2 separate regions of the Mus musculus genome follow, and region 1 is linked to region 2. The links are chromatin contacts, found by Hi-C or POLR2A ChIA-PET in ENCODE. All regions are on one chromosome and are shown on one strand. The core of a region is the stretch at or near the end of the contact, and the rest is flanking DNA. Distances in the headings are between cores, read along the strand shown. Region 1 has its middle 8.0 kb from the start of Psap. Region 2 holds the start of Chst3 (carbohydrate sulfotransferase 3).

What was found. A loop is a pair of places that touch in the nucleus more often than their neighbours do. ChIA-PET counts read pairs that join two places held with the same protein, here RNA polymerase II (POLR2A).
Region 1: a loop to region 2 is called in a map of T-helper 1 cell, with 1.9 times the contacts of the local background. The contact joins the enhancer-like site here to the promoter of Chst3 in region 2. A Hi-C loop is called at or near these places in 1 of 37 maps with a recorded cell type or tissue (T-helper 1 cell). POLR2A ChIA-PET finds 5 or more read pairs at or near these places in 3 of 5 experiments (Patski and embryonic stem cell).

The regions. Positions count from the first base shown.
Region 1 is chr10:60,266,434-60,272,776 of GRCm38, forward strand. No RefSeq gene overlaps it. Among named protein-coding and RNA genes, the nearest start is that of Psap, 8.0 kb to the right of the region's middle. Within about 2 kb of position 3,459, at least 2 of the 3 ENCODE cell types and tissues checked have a DNase peak (open chromatin) inside an H3K27ac peak, as active enhancers do.
Region 2 is chr10:60,215,928-60,222,224 of GRCm38, forward strand. Chst3 (carbohydrate sulfotransferase 3) reads right to left here and starts at 3,333. Exons shown (of 4, transcript NM_016803.3): 1 at 2,977-3,333.

The DNA of each region.
Region 1 (6,343 bases), core at 2,209-4,708, 51 kb after region 2:
AATAACACGAACAAACAAGAACACGAAAGATGGCTCAGCAGATAAAGACACTTGCCACGCAAGTCAGAAGATCTGCGTTGTATCCACAGGACATGGGTGAAGGTAAAAGGAAAGAACTGACCACACTCTGACTGCCACAGTTGTCATGCTTGCCCCACATCATACACAGTGATAATCAAATCAAATCAAATCAAATCAAATCAAATCAAATCTGGGGTCAAGATTGCCTCCAAGACTGATCAACCTGAGATCTATACCTGGACCCTGTGGGTAGAAGGAAAGAACCCGCTCCCCAAAACTGTCCTGTATCTTCCCCATGTGCCTCCTGGCAAGTGTACACCCATACCTAAACATACATGCAGACACGTATGCAGCAGACAGACAAAGACATGCTAAAATAAACACTTCAAGTCTGACACATAAGGGAGAGCAGTTGTAACACCTGCCTGGTCACCGGGGCAGAATTATCAGGCTGAACAGAAGCCAGAAGCTCACAGAAGTCACAGAGTGTTCTCAGGGTGGTGCCCCTGGCCCAGAGAGGTGTTCGATAGCATCAGACACAGACAGCCCCGGCACCTGTCTCTGATGTCTTCACGTCTTGGGCACTAAGCGTAGTGTCCAGTGGATCACCCCGTGCTGTGGAGACATCATGCCATAGATTACAGCTCCAAACCATCTCAGCTTCCAGTCCTGGCTCTGCCAGCCTGGTCAGCGTCTCTGAGATTCAATGTCTTAAGCAAAGGTAAGCTAACTTCAGTTCAAAGGTTGGACTTTGTGGGCTCAAAGCACTGGTATATTAACAGAAGCTCAGCGTTTGGATTTGCCTGCTTTGCCTGTGTTTTATGCCAGATGGGAGGTAAGCACAGCCTCTCAGCCACAGCCCTGGACCTCTCTTTGCTCTTTGAGACTGGGTCTCACTAAATTTCCTAGACTAGCCTTGAACTCTCTGAAGCCCAAAGAGGCCTTGAACTTGTTAACCTCTCGAGTAGCTGGTATTACTAGGATATCAGTGTGTGTGTGTGTTAGTTAGACCGAGTCTCACTATGTAGCTCTGGCTGGCCTAGTAGACCTGTAGACCAAAATAGCCTTGAACTCACAGAGTCTGCCTGCCTGTCTGCTGGGATTAATGGCATGTACCCAGCTCTTGTTTTTTGTTTGTTTGTTTGTTTGTTTGTTTTATGTGTTTATCTGCATTTATGTTTGTGTACCATGTCCATGCCTGGTATCTGAGAAAGGCAGGAGAGGGCATTAGATCCCCTGGAAAGCTAGAGTTACAGATAGTTGTGAGTCACCATGTGCATGCTGGGACTCAAATCTGAGTCCTCTGGAAGAGTAGCCACTGTTCCTAAGTAGCTGACCCATCTCTGCAGCCTGCTGTTTGTTTGCTTTTGAGATGGGTTTCATGTAGCCCAGGCTAGCTTCAAACTTGATAGGCCCTGAGGATGACCTTGAACTCCTGTCGCCACTGCTGATTTGCCTTGCTTTTTGATACTAGCGATTGAAGCCAGGGACTTGTGCATTATTTGGCAAACAGGGTTCCTAACGTCTGTTTTCTCCTTTTGTTGAAGGGTCTTATATTGTTGCCTAGGTTGGCCTGGCTTTCGTCCTGGAGCTCAGGCTACCTTGGACTTCCTGGAAGTTTTTGCCTCTGCTCCTCAAGTGCTGGGATTGCAAGTGTGAGCCACCACACTGGGCTTAGTTCAAAGATCTCAGTGGCGTTATTTTTGACAATACCTTTGCGCAATGCTTCAGCCTTTGAGTCGGAATATGCATCCTAACGGGGCTGAGCAAAGGTGGCTGGTTTTATAGACAGAGAAAGACTGACCCTCTTGGAGACCCAGAGGAAAAAGTGCAGAGGTCAGCTCAGTTATTTTCCTTCTGAAATGGGCACAGGAAGGTGCTAAAGCAAAGACAGTAACTGACTGGTATGTGTGTCTGTGTGTGTGTGTGTGTGTGTCTGTGTGTGTGTGCACGCGCATTGGGGGCAATCAGAAGACCCCGCCCCTTCCTTAGGATTTATAGGGCCATTAATGGTTGTTGGGACAGCAGGAGCCACTAGTAGGGTGCCCACTCTCCTGTAAGCAATCCTGATGAAAAGCACTGGCTCACAAACACATAAACAAAAGCCATGACATTAGAAGGGGACTAGCTGGTGAGGGAGATAAGATGGGGCCAGACAGGCACAAATATAATCAAAATGCATTCTATGCATGTAGGAGATTATTTTAAAAAGAAGTTTTAAGAGGAAGAAAAAGAACATTAGGCTACTATTTTATTTTGCTTCCCCCCCCCCCCCCCCTCGGGACAGGGTTTCTCTGAATAGCCCTGGCTGTCCTGGAACTCACTTTGTAGACCAGGCTGGCCTTGAACTCAGAAATCCGCCTGCCTCTGCCTCCCAAGTGCTGGGATCAAAGGCGCGCACCACCACGCCCGTCTTATATTGCATTTATTTTTTAAGAGAGGCGGTTTTGCTATGTTGCCCAATCTGGCTTGACCTTTTGGGCTTAAGCAGTTCCTCTGCCTCAGCTTCCTGAGTAGCTGGGATTTACGGGGGGGGGGGGGGGGGGGAGGAGGGGGAACCACTGTCCAACAGATTAAGGTAGACGGAAGTTCAGCACCTCGCTGACTCAAACTAGTCCATGTAGAGCAAGGATCTGTCCCTTATTTTCTCCCACTCTCCCGGAAGATGCGGTAGATAGGATGGTTTTAGTTACAAGCAGAACTTTATCTTTTGTGAGGCTTAGTCAAACCAATGGCAGGAACATGTATTACAAATTTAACTTTTTCAAGTTCCTCCCACTCCCACCCCAGAGTTCCTGCTGACCTTGGACTTCTCCAGGTCCTCCTACTTCCACAACTGGAGTGCTGGGTTTCAAGCAGCGCCACCATAAATATTATCAGTGCCCCCTTTTGATTTTTTTCTCCTCCCTCTTCCCAGCGGCTAAGCTCGGGGCAAGCCCCCCACATTTTAGAGAACATCACAGAAACAACTGCCTGCACAGAGCCCCGGAATCGTTCATCCAGTGAGCTCTGCCCGCAGCCAAGGCTCTGAAAGCAAGGACCTGTCTCTGGAGGAAGAGCAGAAGCCTAAAGCTTGAGGGATCTGAGCTGCTTCCCAAGTTGGAAGCAGGAAGCTTGTCCAGACTCCTGGGGTGGAGTCAGCAAAGGCAATGTACAGAGCTGGGCCCTCTGTTTAGCTGTGGGATTATAAGTGGCTAAGTCACATCCCCTCTTGGAAGAACAAACGCGTTCTCCTTACACGGAGTGCCTGTGCCCTTCTCAAAGGCAGTGCTTGATCATGGACATTTTTCAAGCAATATACACCAGCTTCGTCTGACCTCCCTCTCAGGGGTGACTCAGCAGCCTGGTCTGTACCAGCTGCTCCCACACCCTACACTGCCTGAAGCTTCTGGATGGTCTCAGGGAAGCGAGCAGCAGTGGGTAGACTTGGCAGGCTGACATATGACACTGGAGCAGAGTGACATCCTGCATCTAGTCAGTCTCCAGTGTTCCTTCCCAGCCCAGGGAAGGACAGGGCCTCATGGTGCCAAATAGAACCCGTGTGCCAAGGATGGATGTTGCCTGCTGGGTGCTGACTTTCCAGAGTGTCAGAGTAAGGGACGCCTCCTAGTGTGACATTTCCACTGTGTTCCTAGGACACGGCCCCACATATACTTGATAAATGCGTTGTTGGAACAACAAAATGTAAGTGCTAATGAGAATCAAAGATCCCAGGAAACTTTCCTGAAGGACAGAAAAGGCTTCCCCGGCTGAGGATTTAGCCCAATGGTGGAACATTGGTCCAGCATGCGTTAGGTCCCGGGTTCAAGTACTACAAGGGAAAAAACTCATTAGGGTAGATAAAGTGGCTCACGCTTATTATGTTAGCTCTTGGGAGGTAAGGGCAAGGAGGACCCAGGAAAGTTCAAAGTCAGCTTGGGCTATGTATCCGTTTGTTGTTGTTTCTCTGAGACAGCATCTCCATACGTAGCCCTGGCTGACCTGGAATTTACTCTGTAGACCAGGCTGGTCTAGAACTCACAGAGATTTCGTACCTCTGCCTCCCTAGTGCAGAGCTTAGGTCGGCCAGGGCTACATATCAGGATCCTATTCCAGACCAAACCAAGCCAAGCCGAACCTCTGGCCTGAGGATGCGGAGGGCGTCCTAGCATGCTAGTGGCCCTTAGGCTTGATCCCCTGCACTGTACAAACTGAGAATGGTGGAGGTCGTGGATCAAGAGCTCCCCTTCAGCCACGTAGCAAGTCTGAAGCAAGCAAGCTTGCGTTGTATGAGATTCTCACAAAGCAAAGCAAACAAAGCAAAAACAAAACAAAACAGAAACAAACAAACACAAACAAAATACTCAACCAAATCAAAGCATCGAGGACAAGGAAGGGAGATGACAATATAAAGAAGATAAAACAATTTATTTTTATTTTTATATTTATTTATTTATTTATTTAAGTCTGGTTGGACTGTCTGTGAAATATTTATTTATTTATTTATTTATTTATTTATTTAAGTCTGGCCGGACTGTCTGTGAAATATTGGATCCCTTTCTTCCCCCTGAGAACAGTACTGAGACATCTCAAAAACAAATATTGGTTCTTTTGTGTCTTTGACTAAAACAAAATCTTACAGCCGTGAGGGAGTTGGGAAATGTAGTTTTATTATAGGTGCGCCTGTGTCCAGCTAGAGAGGGGGTGCAGATGATGGAGCAGAGGTGACTGATAATGGGAGGGAGTAGCCCTGAGGAGGTGTGACAGCTGCTCTGCTGCTACCATCAGGAGTCAGCACAGCTGGGCGACACGGAGTGCTACAGTCACTGTCCTTCTATCTCTAATGTTAGGATTTTGGCCTCTGTGTGCTGCATAACGGGGGACTTTCAGCGTTATGATTCATTCTATGTCTTTTCCTGAGAAATCATGTCTGAGTCTTTTTAGGAAAAATCCTAGAATTAACTTTATCTGGCCACTATTTGGAAGTCTTCCTTATGGCCTGGAGATCATTAAGCAAAGATTAGTACACAGCCAGTTGAGGCCATTACTCTAGGAATCTTCTTGTACTATCTGCCCCTGAGCAAACTCAAACAGTATAATTGATGTAGGGCAAACAGGGACAATTGACAAACTCTGCCCAGGAGAGCAGGTTACAGAGTCAAGGTCTCTTTTTTATTATAGGCTTAGAGGTCTCTAACAATGTAATTTAAAGATAAAGGACTACAGGAGGTCCTCCTGAAGGAATACAACTCAGTAAACATGATCGAGTGACTAAAATAAACTTTCCCTACTTTATAGTGTAGATGGTGAAGTATATAATAAAAGAAGCTAGATATTAGTATTTGCTGTTCATAAAAAAGACCGCTTCAGATATTTTCTGTTTGTCTGGAGCCCTTTCCAACAGCAAACGTTGCCAGTCTACAAGCAGGCTGTCATATAGTAAATGTGTTTGCTTTGGAGGTGACATTCTGTAGATTCTTTAAATTGGAGTCATAGGGCTGATAATAACAAGAATAATCTGCTCTGTTTGTAACTTTCTTGTGACTGAACTTGTAACCCTGGACACATAATGAGAAGACAAACATATATTCCGTACCACTTGGAGAATCCTTAGTCTGTCTTTGTTCTGTGAAACTTGTATCAACAAAGCACCTGGCTGTTAACAAGTGGGCAGCAGAAAGGATCTGATTGCTTGATTGCTAGTAAATCAGCTGTGAGATCCCCCTGACCACAGCGCCTGGCTCCCTCCCTCCCCTTGCTGGTACCTTATCTCCTCTGCAGGCTGCTGTGTCCAGAAGGACCATCCGACTCTCCTCTCTGTACTGCGGAAAGGCTCCTTGAGAATCCCACCTCCACCCCCACCCCCCACCCACCCCCGTGCACGCCCACGCCAGTTGTTGAAATATCAGGAGGTGCTTGCCCAATGTTTGGTAGGATGATAAGTTCCAGACTAGCCTGAAGCACATAAGGAGACCAGACCCTATCTCAAAACCACGAACCCTGCATTTCACAGAAGGTACTACAGCATGGCCTCTTGGCCAGCTCTGCTTGGCACCATGGGAAGTCTGGGAGGGCTGACTCTTAACAGAGCTTTGTAAGGTAATCATATTACCTTGCAGGCTGGCTACACACACCAGTCTTGCTACGTCTGCCTCTTGTACACCATTTCTGTGCATTGTTCTTACCAGCCCTGTTTCCTTACCACCCCAGCACCCTTCAGCCACTGGGATCCTTTTGGGTCCCATGCCTCTCATAAAGAGCCCTTTGTGAACACTTCCAATGAATGCTTGCTTCCCCAGGGGTTCCTAGAGCAGTTTGACCGGGCAAAAGGCCTCAAGGACTT
Region 2 (6,297 bases), core at 2,083-4,582:
GATGCCCTCAGGGCACCTTCCCAGTGATGGCACACAGTCCTTCCAAGGCTCACTTTCATTTGACAACCTTCCTAACTCCCACCTTCCTTGGGTGCCAGGCACCAGGATGGGGCTGGAGGTACAAAGATGACAGACTAAAGTGCTCTGTGAGGTGGTCCCCACCCCCACCTCCTTTTTATCCAGCATGTACACTCTGCCAATGAGGGGAAGAAGGCTCCTGGCGCCCTGCAGCTAGGACTTCAAGACACTAGGACCTCACCCAGTGAGATTCTGTTAGATGGGGGTGGGTGTGTCTGTTGAGCTGTGATCACCCAAGGCCTCTCGTGTTCTTTTAAGGAAACCTATTTTTCTCATGTGATGGATACCATATCAGAGGCCTGCTCCTCCAGGGGTGACTCTAATCCTCAGAGGTTGGAGGATCAGGACACCAGGTATTCTAAACCCCCAGATGCCCAGGTTTGGCATCAAGCAGGGGATACTGAAGCAATGTGGCTACAGTCCCCGCAGGGGCTCGTGAGCTTAGGCATCTGCTCTTGGTCGTCATCTTCTCTTGTGTCCCATGGGGTCAGACAGCTTATGCTCTGTGGACCATGTGTACAGAGGCGCAGCTGAGGACAAAGTGAGCCGTTTTTATCATCTCCTGGAGTTGCCTGGCTCTGCCCCACCTGTCCTTTCTGATGATCCAAAGAGTCCAACTCTTGGTTTGGTAAGAAAGACAGCTATGGCCAGTGAGGAATAACTTCCTCAGACAGCAGTGTATGTTATCAAGGTCAGAACAGGGAAGGAGCATAGGAGGGGTAGATGACACACAGCTTGGCCATGGGACAGTCAAAAGGGACAGTTTTCTCCATTCACAGCTGAGTAGGGCATTGTCTCTCATGAAGTTTCTGAACCATGGTCCTGCGCTCACACTCAAACCCCCAGCTTCCTGCCTGCAGAGCCACACCGAAGGCTCCAGGAGCCATGACTTCTGCAGAGACTGGGATGGGCAGTCAGAGGCCCCGGAACCAGCTTAGAAAGCAACACCTATGCTTCTGCCTACAGAGCCTGTACAGACAGGCTGGTGTGGTGAAGTCAGCACAATTCTGAAATCAGACTCTCCAGGTTCAAATCCTGGCTTGGTCTCTTACCAACGGTACGACTCTGTCTCGGGGACAGTATCTGTGAAGCTGCTGACTGCAGAAGACATGAAGAAGGTGGAGAGGGGCTATAGGAAGGAGGCAGGGCGTTATTCTGCCCAGAATTGGGGATGGCCAAGAACAAATCTCTCCTGTCTCCTCTGGGCTTGGCACTACCCACGAATCTTGCTAATCCTGGCATTTAGGGCCCTGGAGTCTACACTGCTGCTAGTAAGTGTTCTTCAGCAACGGGAGTGGGGACTGACACATTTCTTCCCTGTGACAGGCCAAGGCCATCCTCACATCTTTGTGGACTCTCAGCTGCTGGCAGCCCCAGTTCCAGGAAAAAGGGATGTTTTTGCCCCTCGGGGAGCCTCACACCAGCTGGCAGAGAAGAGCAGACATGGATAGTCTGTACCAGAACTATGACCACCCTCTCAAGGATGCTATCACGTGCTACCGTCAAGTCAAGACACAGCTTCTACTGGGCTCCTGGAACCACCTTTCTCCAGCCAGGCCATCAAGAGTACACGTCCCCAGCTCCACATGTCCCAGGGACTCTACCCCAGCATATACCCACTGGCCTTTTTTCTCCACTAACTCACCTCCACCCACAGTGGGGGCATGGGAGGATTAATGTAATCTACTTCCACTGTCTACTGCAGAACTCCCCAAGTCTGCCAAACAGCACCCAACTTCTCCAATCCCATTCCTTTCCCCCACATAGCCAGATGCTGAAATGGAACCTTCCTCTTGCTCTGAGGAGGGAGAGGTGACCATGAGGCACAGTGGACTCCGGCCACACACACCCCACCACCACCACCCAAGACACCAGGCAGGGCTTCCTGCAGCCAGCAAGGTCTTTTTCTCTCCAAGAAGATCAATGCCAATTCAGCCGAGGCTCACTGGGCTCCGCTTGAGGCAAGTCCATAATTCACTACCGGTGCCCTCAATCACCAGACAGCTAAGACTGGGTGCCCAGCACTGCACTAGCCCCAAGATCCTTAGGACATGCAGGACACTACGAATCAGAAACCAAGCAGACATTCTGGTACAAGACAGGCCAACAAGCCTGGTTTCATCCTGACTTTAGTCTCAGCTCAATCCACGGCCCCATTTATATGGCCCCGAGCTGAGATCCCCTATGGAAGTTCCTCTGAGGAAGCACATCCGCCAGGGTCTCAGCTTCCTTGCAACGCCCTGTCACGAACACCACGCAGATTGTCAGGCGCAGCACCAGCACACAGCCTTTTCCTTACAGCTTAAAGACCCCAGTCCAGAAGAACTTTAAAAGTTTCCAAATCACTGGCTCTGGTCTCCCCCATCTACCTCCGGAAGGGCTGCGCATACCCAGGCACATCATCTAGACGCCGAGTTTCCACACCAAATCCGCCCTTGCTAGCCCGGGACAAGTGACTTCAACGATTGCTTCTTTCTCCCCGTTCCTGGGCCTCAGTGGGTCTCAGGCACCGCTTCCCAAAGCCCGGGCAGCTAGTAGTCCCCTGCTATGGAGTTTGGGGGCTCCATTTCAATGGTGGGTGGAGCTGCGGGACCAGCAAAGAACCCAAGCTGGTTTAAAAGTTCCCAACCCTGGAGGCTCCTAGAAGCAGGAGTTGCACTTGGGAGTATGCAGGACGTTCGGCGTGAAGATGCCTCACTTGTGGTTTGTGCGGTGACCTGGCTGTGGGTACATGGCAGATGAGAATTTGGCAGCGTGGGGTTTTCCCCGCGCAGGGAACTCCCCGCCCGCCCTCCGCCGGTCCCCTTCTCCTCCAAAAGTTTGGCGCGCGCTCTGGGATGCGGTCGGTGACCGCCTGGGGCCCAGGAGGCGGTGCCGGGACGCGGGCGCCCCACTTACCCCGGTCGAGCCTCCTCCTCCCGGCGGGCGGATCCGACACTCCGGAGGTCGGCGTCCAGCCCCGGCAGCATCCGCCCCCAACTGCGCTCTCGGCTCAGAAAATGCTGGGGCTGCGCTCCCCACGGCGCCCACTCTGCGTCCTCGGCTAGTGCGGGGAGGGAGGCGCGGCCGGGCTGGTCCCCTCGCTGGGCGGGAAGCGGCGCCAGGCGGGCGGTGTCCTAGCTGCAGGCGAACGATCGGTCCTACCCACGACTCCGATCCCGCTAGCGACCGGAGGCGGCCTCCTGAGCCGGCAGCTGCAACTTTGGGAGCCCCGCGCCTCTCCTCCAGACTCCCCACCTCACTCCACACGCGCACCCGGCAACTTGGGGACGCTCGGTGAAGTTGGCGCGGCCGCCCACCCGGCCTCTCGAAGAGGATGGAGGAGGCGGAGGACTCAGGGAGGAGGGAGGAGCCGGGAGGAAGGGCAGCAGCCCCCCCTATCCCCCCTGGGAGCCTCGCTCTCCTCGACCCCTCCGTGGGCCTTTGTTCCCGACTTAGCTGCGTCCCGGGGGACTCGCCAGGGCTGCTCCATCCCTACCCTTGAGGACGAGGCTGGGAGGAGCTTCCAGCCCCAAGGAAGAGAGTTCAGGGGCACGGCTTCAAGGAGAGTTGTCCAGCTTGAGCCCCCCCCCCCCATGCTGCTGCCCACCCTGAACATGAGGACCTTCCTGTCCCTCTGAGGATGCTTCCTGGAATTTTGAAAAGCCACCGTCCTCCTTCCCTGGGCAGCCACAGGTTGCAGAAGTGTTCTTGGTGCTTTCTCACAGAGCCCCCAGGACAAGATGTGGAAAGGGTTCTCACCAAGAAGCTCAGAGGGAGCTGGACCCCCTTGGCATTAGCTTAAGACCCCTTTGGACTGCTGGCACTCCTGAGGTGGAGGTCATGTCACTTCTGAGTGATGATGAGTGGTAAGTATTGCTGGGTCTGTAAAAGGGCCAGCTTCGCCAAGACTGCTGTAAAGGGCCCAGTGTTGGACAGCAAGCCAAACTTCAGGTTATAAGTTCCAGTCCTGGTGATGTACACGATTCTTTGAGGTCTCCCAGTCCAGCTTTCTTTTCCAGGACTCTAGCTAACTTCAGGCCTGAGACGGCCCTCCTGACGTTTCTTGGGCTTTTGTAAGGTTTAGACAAAATAAGCAATTGTCTATAAAGGAGAAGTGAGAAAATATAAAAAAGGAAACATACACATCTGTCCTTGGCCCCGCTCTGTCATGCTGAACATTTATATCAGCGGAAGACATTAACAGACTCAGGTAGCAGATACAAAGCTGGACAGAATGGGCAGTGAGACCCAGGTGGCTCCAAGACCTCCTCTCAGGTCCCTAATTAGAAGGTTGGTAGGAATCTGCTAACCTGTTGTCTAGCAGGGGCCTGATGGAAGTGTGGTCGTGCCCTGCACTATGATGTGAGACCCGCAGCTAGCTTTCAGCAGAAAACCCTCACTGGCTGCCTGTGTTCTGTAGCCTATTAGGGGAAACCAGAACTGGAGTTGTGATACACCTCAGGGCACACAAAGACCAAAAGTTAGACCTGTGTCAGGCTGAGAATAGAGCCTAGTGGATAGAAAGCTTGGCTTCAGTTCTCCAGCACCACATAAATTTGGGTGTGGTGATGCATACTTGCAATCCCAGAACGTGGGAGGTGGAGGTGGGAGGATCGGAATTTCATGGTCATTCTCAGCTATAGGGAGTTCAAGGCCAGCCTAGAGCACTAGAGACCCTGTCTCATATGTCTATATTGTAGCAAAGATAATTTAACCTTATCCCCGACTAGCTTATAAATAAACAAGACTTATATTTCCCAATTGGAGTTAAGAGCTTCCCAGATGAAACATAATAAGCAATAACTCGGGGTTATTGATAGGAAAGTAGATTCTAACAACATAGAGAGTAGATATCTGCCCAGCTCTTGTATTGTTTAAGGCTTATTGTAAATATAAAGGTTGTGTGTGTCTTTCATCGGGAATTTAACTAACTAAAGTGGGGTAGAAACTTCCGACAGGGATTAAACACTTTCTACAACAGATAGTACCATGTCATCTGTGTATTATAGGTGGTAGTGAAGAAAGAGATCTGTCCAAACCAGCGGCTCTCAACCTGTGGCTTGTGACCCCTTTGAGGGTTGAATGACGTTTTCACAGGGGTTGCCCGAGACCGTCTAAAATATCAGATATTTATGTGGCTATTCATAACAGTAGCAGAATTTTGGAGTTATGAAGTAGCAACAAAAGTAATTTTATGGTTGGGGGTCAGTAAGGAACTGCAGTAAGGAATTGTAATTTTAGGAAGGTAGAAAAACACCGGTCTAAACAAATGCAAGGGATGAAACACAGTACCTGCACGAGGCGACAAGAGCAAGAGAACACCAGACAGGCGCTGTGTTGGACAGCCTGTCAGAACCTGCCGCCTGTGCTGCTGCCCTGGTCTGTGAGCTGAAAGAAGACCTTACCTGGTGTGCTCTGGGATACGAGGGCTCTTGTAACATGTAATCTCAGTCTGGGGTTTCTACCCTGCCTTTGATCATTCGGTTCCCAGATAAAAGACACATTGCGACGGACCACCCCAGTCGGGTATGGGGGTCCCTGGAATGAGGGTCCTCGAAGCTAGGTGGGTCAGGATCCGGCGGTGACAAACAGAAACAAACACAGAGGCAGTCTGAATCTGAGTGTATTTTGCAGCTCTCAAGCAGGGGATTTTCTACATTAAAAAAACCCAAACAAGGCAGGTGAGATGGCTCAGTGGGTAAGAGCACTGATGTTCTTCCGAAGGTCCTGAGTTCAAATCCCAGCATCCACATGGTGGCTCACAACCACTCATAATGGAATCTGATGCCCTCTTCTGGTGCATCTGAAGACAGCTACAGTGTACTTACTTAAAAAAAAAAATTACATCTCTTAGAAACTATATCCAGTGAAACAATCGCAGATACCAACAAAAATCATTTGGCACAGTAAAGCACAAAAATCATCCAAGCACTACAACTCTGAAACTATGTAGTCAGTGAATCACAAACAGAACAGGTAACATCATTGTAAATCATCAAAATATAACAATTCTAAAAGGATGTATTTATTCAGTGGGGGCTGTCGTCCAAGGCTAGTGGCATATTTCCAGGAGCGGGTTAATTAATCTTTAATGGTCAGTGCTCTTAACTTCTAAACTAACTTTCCAGCCCCGTGGTCAATTATTATTTAACATCTAGTGCCTGATTTTTTTTTAAACATCTTCAATATGTAAATTTAAACTATTTTAATTCTTCCAAATTAAGGCTTTCTTTACCA